Regions from separate parts of the Mus musculus genome. Here region 2 is linked to region 1. A link is a loop called in an ENCODE intact Hi-C map of the cell type or tissue named here. Cell type or tissue: left cerebral cortex. All regions are shown on one strand. Each heading gives the region's core, and the rest is flanking DNA. Links, peaks and the distances in the headings are about the cores only.

Evidence for each region. Peaks named below come from ENCODE experiments on the same cell type or tissue, not always from the same donor. Only the 100,000 strongest peaks of a DNase experiment are listed, where the experiment ranks them.
Region 2: a loop joins it to region 1, with 2.0 times the contacts of the local background. A loop is called at or near these places in 1 of 42 quality-filtered maps.

The regions. Positions count from the first base shown.
Region 1 is chr8:22,165,056-22,167,968 of GRCm38, forward strand. It overlaps Nek3 (NIMA (never in mitosis gene a)-related expressed kinase 3), which reads right to left and starts at 1,380. Exons shown (of 16, transcript NM_011848.4): 1 at 1,323-1,380. In left cerebral cortex, for the core only: CTCF peaks have their summits at 1,461 (motif pointing left) and 2,585; DNase peaks (open chromatin) are centred at 1,168 and 1,425; H3K4me3 peaks cover 1,274 bases; H3K27ac peaks cover 1,010 bases.
Region 2 is chr8:22,007,898-22,010,810 of GRCm38, forward strand. All of the region lies in intron 12 of Atp7b (ATPase, Cu++ transporting, beta polypeptide), which reads right to left. Among named protein-coding and RNA genes, the nearest start is that of Ccdc70, 39 kb to the left of the region's middle. In left cerebral cortex, for the core only: no CTCF peak of the experiment used is centred there; a DNase peak (open chromatin) is centred at 1,698.

The DNA of each region.
Region 1 (2,913 bases), core at 110-2,609:
AGCTGCTTGCCTAACATGTTAAAGACCCTGGACTACACGGGTGGGATAGAAGTTGTGGGAGACGCCTACACTTAGAACTCATACACTTTTTTCATCACAGGAAAAATACTGGCATGAATTACTTGATTTTTTTCCGTTCACAAAGCTAAATTGTTTTTATTTATTTATTTATTTAAACCACCCACAAGCTGTAAAATGTAGAGCACAAGATGTAGTACAAACATCGAAGATCAAACCCTGCTAGGACCTGCAAAGCTTCTAGTCCGTAGCTGGGGTTGGGTAGTCAACACCTGTAAGATTAGCACTTAAGAGGCAGAGGCAAGATGATCGCCATGGGTCTCAGGCCAGCCACTGTCTCAAAAACTAGCCAAACAAATAGACTGTGCCTTCCAGTTTGCTTTCCAGTCTATCACAGAGTTACCAGGAGACTATAGCAACAAATCCTCCATATAACCAAATCCAACGCCGTGTTTCCAGGAGTGAGGCATTTGAACACACCCAGACACAAGTAACAGACCTATGACACTCAGGAGGCAGAAGTTGGTGAATCACAGCCTGTAACCACTGCTAAGTCCAAAGTCAACTAATTCACACCATGGGTTTCAGGCCAGCCAGGGCTACAAATGGGGGCTGTCCCCCCACCGCTCCCCCCCCCCCCCAACCAATAAAAACCTAGAAGAAAACAACCAAGCCCTTCACACTGGTCTTCACAGGGGTCTTAAGTGGTCTCTGGTTTCAATTGCTTTTTTCCTGTTCCTGGTGCCTGAGGACTTTTACCTATGCTATCAAAATGACTGATGAGCAACCAGGCTTTCCTTGACTGAAAAATCAAGTTAGTATTTTTAATCTCCATGTGTTCGATAGCCAGTATTACACCCATAAACACAAGCCTTATTACACTAGGTGTGGCGAAAGCTGATGGGTTCCTTCCAGTGTTTATAAACAAATACGCCTTTAATAAAGATAAACCAATTGTTTAAAAGAGCCTAAAGTGATTTGCAAGTGCCCAGAAGCGGGGTCAGTTTAGACAGAGATCCCAGGACACACACCCTGGAGACCCACCAACCTTTCCCTACCAAAACACCCACCCTCCCGAAGCTGCTCCGCTTCAGCCGCACGAGCAGTCTCCGACGCGCATGCGCGCACCGAACTCAGCGACTGGGGCGCACAGCCTACGGGCTGAGTGATGCGCCCACATTTGGCCGTCGCCCCGCAGCGGGCGAGCGCCGACCGGCGGCTTAGGGGGCGGGGGGGGGGGGGGCAAGAGGCTCCACCCGCTCCTCTCTCCACCGCGGCCGACCCGTACAGCTCCCTTCACCCACCTCCCAGCGGCGTGCGTCGCTTCTCCGCTCCTTGCGAGGCCTGGGAAGTGGGCGGGGCGTGGGCGGGGCGTGCCCCTAGCTGTGGGCAGAGGAAACTGTTGAGGTCTGGCCCTAGGCGCTGTTCTCTGAGTAGCTGAGCCCCAAAGAGCTGTTTTAAAGCTGTTTTGCCACCTTGCGGTAGGATATTGCTAACGTTTTGAACCGGTGCCCCCAGTAATTTGAGTTATTGCTCCAGATTAGGCAGACAGACAACAAACATAAATTCCACAGGGACACTGCTAGCATTTACTGTATGACTTTGGAAAAAGTGAAAAACAAAATAATGCACCACCCCAAAATAATGCATCTCATTCTGAAATGTGTATTTCTTCCCGGAAATAGCAGAAAGTTATTAAGATTCTAGTTGTACCAGGACGTGGTAGGATGTCTGTAATCCCTGCATTCGGAAAGCTGAGGCAGGAGATCCAGAATTGGACGCCAACCTAGTTTACAGAGCAAGTTCCTGGTAGGCAAGTCAGGACTGTCTCAAGTGTTAACATTTAGGGGTGCAGAATAAAGGAACAAAAGGCAGGAATGAGACCAAAATCTGGCCTCAACTGACGAGACTGTTCACCCCACCCTCCCCTTCTCCCCTTCCCTACTGATCCCAGATGGAACTAATGTTTGTAGAAGAAATTCAAATCACAGGACAGCAGACCCAGACACCCCCAAGATGTTAGGCAGAGGGTCCAATGGCCAACCAGGCTACAGTCAAATGTACAGCAGGGAAGCAGGGAACTAGACCCTGAGGGGGCGGGAGGCAGGGTAGAAAGGGACACTGGAAACCTACAAGTCAATTGCTGGAATAGGTGGTTTATCAGGCAGTGTAAGTCATTAAGTAGCATTGAGAGAGGAGAGGAGAGGAATCTATCAGGGTTCCTCAGCTGCAGCACTGTCCACATTTGGGACTCTTGATTCTTTGCTGGGGCTGTTGTGTCTCGGGGCTCTCTCTGTCCACCAACTGATGCCGGTACTCACTATGCTGTCTCCCCATCTGTTTTATTTTTGGAGATAGTTTTCATTACGAAGGCTAGACCAGCCTGGAAAGCACAGGTCTGCCACCTCTGCTGGGATTACGTGTGTGAACCACTAGCTTGACAACCAAAAATGACTTGGTTTTGGAAATCCCTGGAGGGAAGGACAGACCCAGGTTCAATTCCCAGCTCCCTGTGGCAGCTTACAACTGTCAGTTTCTCCAAGGGGCCTCACACCTTCTTCTGGCTTCTGAGGGTACTGCACTCATGTGGTGCATAGATATACATGCACATAAAAATAAATAAATCTCAATGGGTGGGAATTAAACAAAAGAAAGAAGATACCGGGGGAAAAGTGGGTGTGGTACAGACCACCTGTGGTGGAGAACAGTCCAGCCGCAACATCCAAGGATGGAGTTACGGGCGAGCATGTAGTTCATCCACAGTTCATGCTTCGCAGACAGGAAGCTTTCCATCCCTAGACCTCACCAACACTCAGTTTGAATCTGAGTTATCCCTAAAGCTTATGTTTAGAATGCCTGGTCTCCAGCTTGAGGCACTGTTCTGAAGGCTGGCAG
Region 2 (2,913 bases), core at 298-2,797, 160 kb before region 1:
CTATCCAATCCCCCCTCCCCCTGCTTCTATAAGGGTGTTCCCTCCACCCATTCACCCACTCCTGCTTCCCTGTCCTGGCATTCCCCTACACTGGGGCATCCAGCCTTCACAGGACCAAGGGCCTTCCCTCCCACTGATGTCCAACAAGTCCTTCTTCTGCTACGTATGTGGCTGGAACCTTGGCAGTCAGGCTTGGCCTAGCCACTGGCCATCCTAGAGACAATGCCCAGGTCACTTTTGAGCACCAGGGGCTCTTGGATGCCACAAAGGACTTACTCAGACTTTCTCAACTTAAAATACACAGACTGAGGGAGAAAGTGACGTGTTAGTAAATGGCACACCACGTCTGATACACCTTCATCTACCAGCAGACACTATTTTCACAGAAGAAACGGGCTCCATCTTTAGTTCTTCATGCCATGACTCTAAACTAACAAAGCACTGGCATGAGGTAAGATGAGATAAGATGAAAAGCGCCCCACTCACTGGGAAGCCGGTGGCACTGATGGCTTATTGGCTGGTCGGCCCTGGCACTACTTAACTGTGGGGTCCTGACCTGGCCTCCAAGTGTCAGACCTATGCAGCACCCCATTCATGAAAACCACAATGGCTTCAAACACTGCTAAGTGTTCTTGAGAATTAGTTCCTATTTCTTAAGCAGAAAATTTTCTGAGGATACACCATATTTTCCATTGATATTTTTGAAGTTTAATAAAAACAGTATTTCCTAAGATTGTCTTCTTCAGCTATTGAATAAATGTTTAATTATCGAAAATCTTTACCTACGGTGATATATATCCTTTCAGTCACACTGGGAAGCGTTATTGATTGACAAGGCAGGATATTAGATCTGGGATTTGTGGAGTTAAGTGGCAAAAATACATTTTCTCCCTAAGATCTAGTGTAGTACTGCGCCATCAAAACTGTGGTCTCTTTTCTATAACATTTGTCTTAAACTCAGTAATGGCCAATAAATGGCATTTTGCAAATCCTTGGAGCATTCCAACTGGGGAGTCAAATGATGTCATGAAAATTATCTCTGAGTAGAAAGGGAATTCCTATATGTGGATACCCGTGCCCATGATGAAACTCGGGGCCTGGTACATACTGGGTGACCCTCAACCAGCAACCTCAATAAGGACCTTCAGAAGTAGTCTGATTAACCCACCATGACTGAGATTGTACTGATAATAAATAAAAGAAGCAAATAAAATAAAATAATGTGGTAGTTTGAATATGTTTGGCCTAGGTAGTAGCACTATTAGGGGGTGTGGCCTTGTAGGTGTGTCACAGTGGGTGTGGGCTTTAAGACCCTCATCCTAGCTGCCTGGAAGCCAGTCTTCTGCTAGCAGCCTTCAGATGAAGATGCAGAACTCTCAGCCCCTCCTGCACCATGTCTGCCTGGATGCTGCCATGTTCCTGCCTTGATGACAATGGACTGAACCTCTGAACCTGCTAGCCAGCCTCAATTAAATGTTGTCCTTCTAAGAGCTACCTTGGTCATGGAACTCAGATCTCTGAGTTCAAGGTCAATCTATACAGAGCAAGTTTACAGAGAAAATTCCAGGCCAGCCAAGCTCTGGCAGTAAGGGAGTTCAGAAACAGAAAGTCAGCAACAGAATAAGAGGGGCCATGTTCCAGCCCCAGCAAGCAGCAGAACTCAGCAGCTTTGGCCGTGTAGTTCTAAATTTAGAGTCCAGAATAGAAGGGACTACTGGGACAACAGATGCTCGTTAGCTGGAGCCAAGAAATTAGCCATGAATAACAAGAGACCAGTATCACAGAAGTGAAACCTTCTGGGAAGTGTTTTCAGAGAGCACAAAGAAGCTGTGTTCCAGAGATAGCCAAGGTTGTACCTCGTGCTGCAGCTGGACTTGATAATGTGTAAGAATCACCCAGGTGGTACTGGTTTTGAAAGCATGAAGGGGTCATGGAGAGCAGCTGAGGTTCGGCACTGTGAGAGTCCAGGGAAGGCCATGGGTGGAGATGCAGCCTGAGCTGCAGTTGAAAGCCTAGGAGTGAAGGGGTCATGCAAAGAATTTGAGTCTTGACCCCACAAAGAAAGACTATGAGAGGCTATTGGTGAAACCTAGTTGCAGTGGAAGACCCCAGTGTATTGGAGATGCCAGTATCATGGGATGACCACCAAGAACAGCAGCGACAGTGGAGTGGATCAACCTGAGCTTAGAGTGCTACAAAGGACATAGCTGGAGAAGAGATACCAGCCCTTTGAAGGAGCCCAGAAAATCATGTATGGATCCAGACATTGAAACGTTGAAGTTTGCCTTGGAGACCCCAAGATTTTCTAGATGCCAGAGCTGTGGGCTATCTGCTGAGGAAAGCTGCTAACAGGGAGTGGAACCAGCCCAGGAGAAAGAAGTTTGTTGCAGTCAACAAAGATGAAAAGGGAGTAGAGATCTGAGAACTGCTTTGACATCAGACATGGAGATGCAGAGTTTGGAGTTTACCCAGCTGGTCTCCTGTCTTGCTTTAGGGATTATAGTTAAGTCATTAGATGAATCTCAGAAGAGACTCTGAACTTTGGACTATTAACATGGTTGAGACTGCTATAGACTGGGGATTTTGGATATTGGACTAAATGTACTTATTTATTGTGCTATGTTTAGGTATGGCCCCCCATAGACTCATATGTTTAAACAAGCCTATAGGGGCCAGGGAATGGGGTGTGGTAGTTAACATATGCTTGGCCTAGGGAGTGGCACTATTTGGAGGTATGTCCTTGTTGGAGGAAGTGTGTAACTGTGGGTGTGGGCTTTAAGACCTTCATCTGAGCTCCCTAGAAGTGAGACTTCTAGTGGCCTTCAGATGAAGATGTAGAACCCTCAGCTCCTCCTGCACCACGCCTGCCTGGATGCTGCCATGCTCCTGCTTTGATGATAATAGACTGAAGCT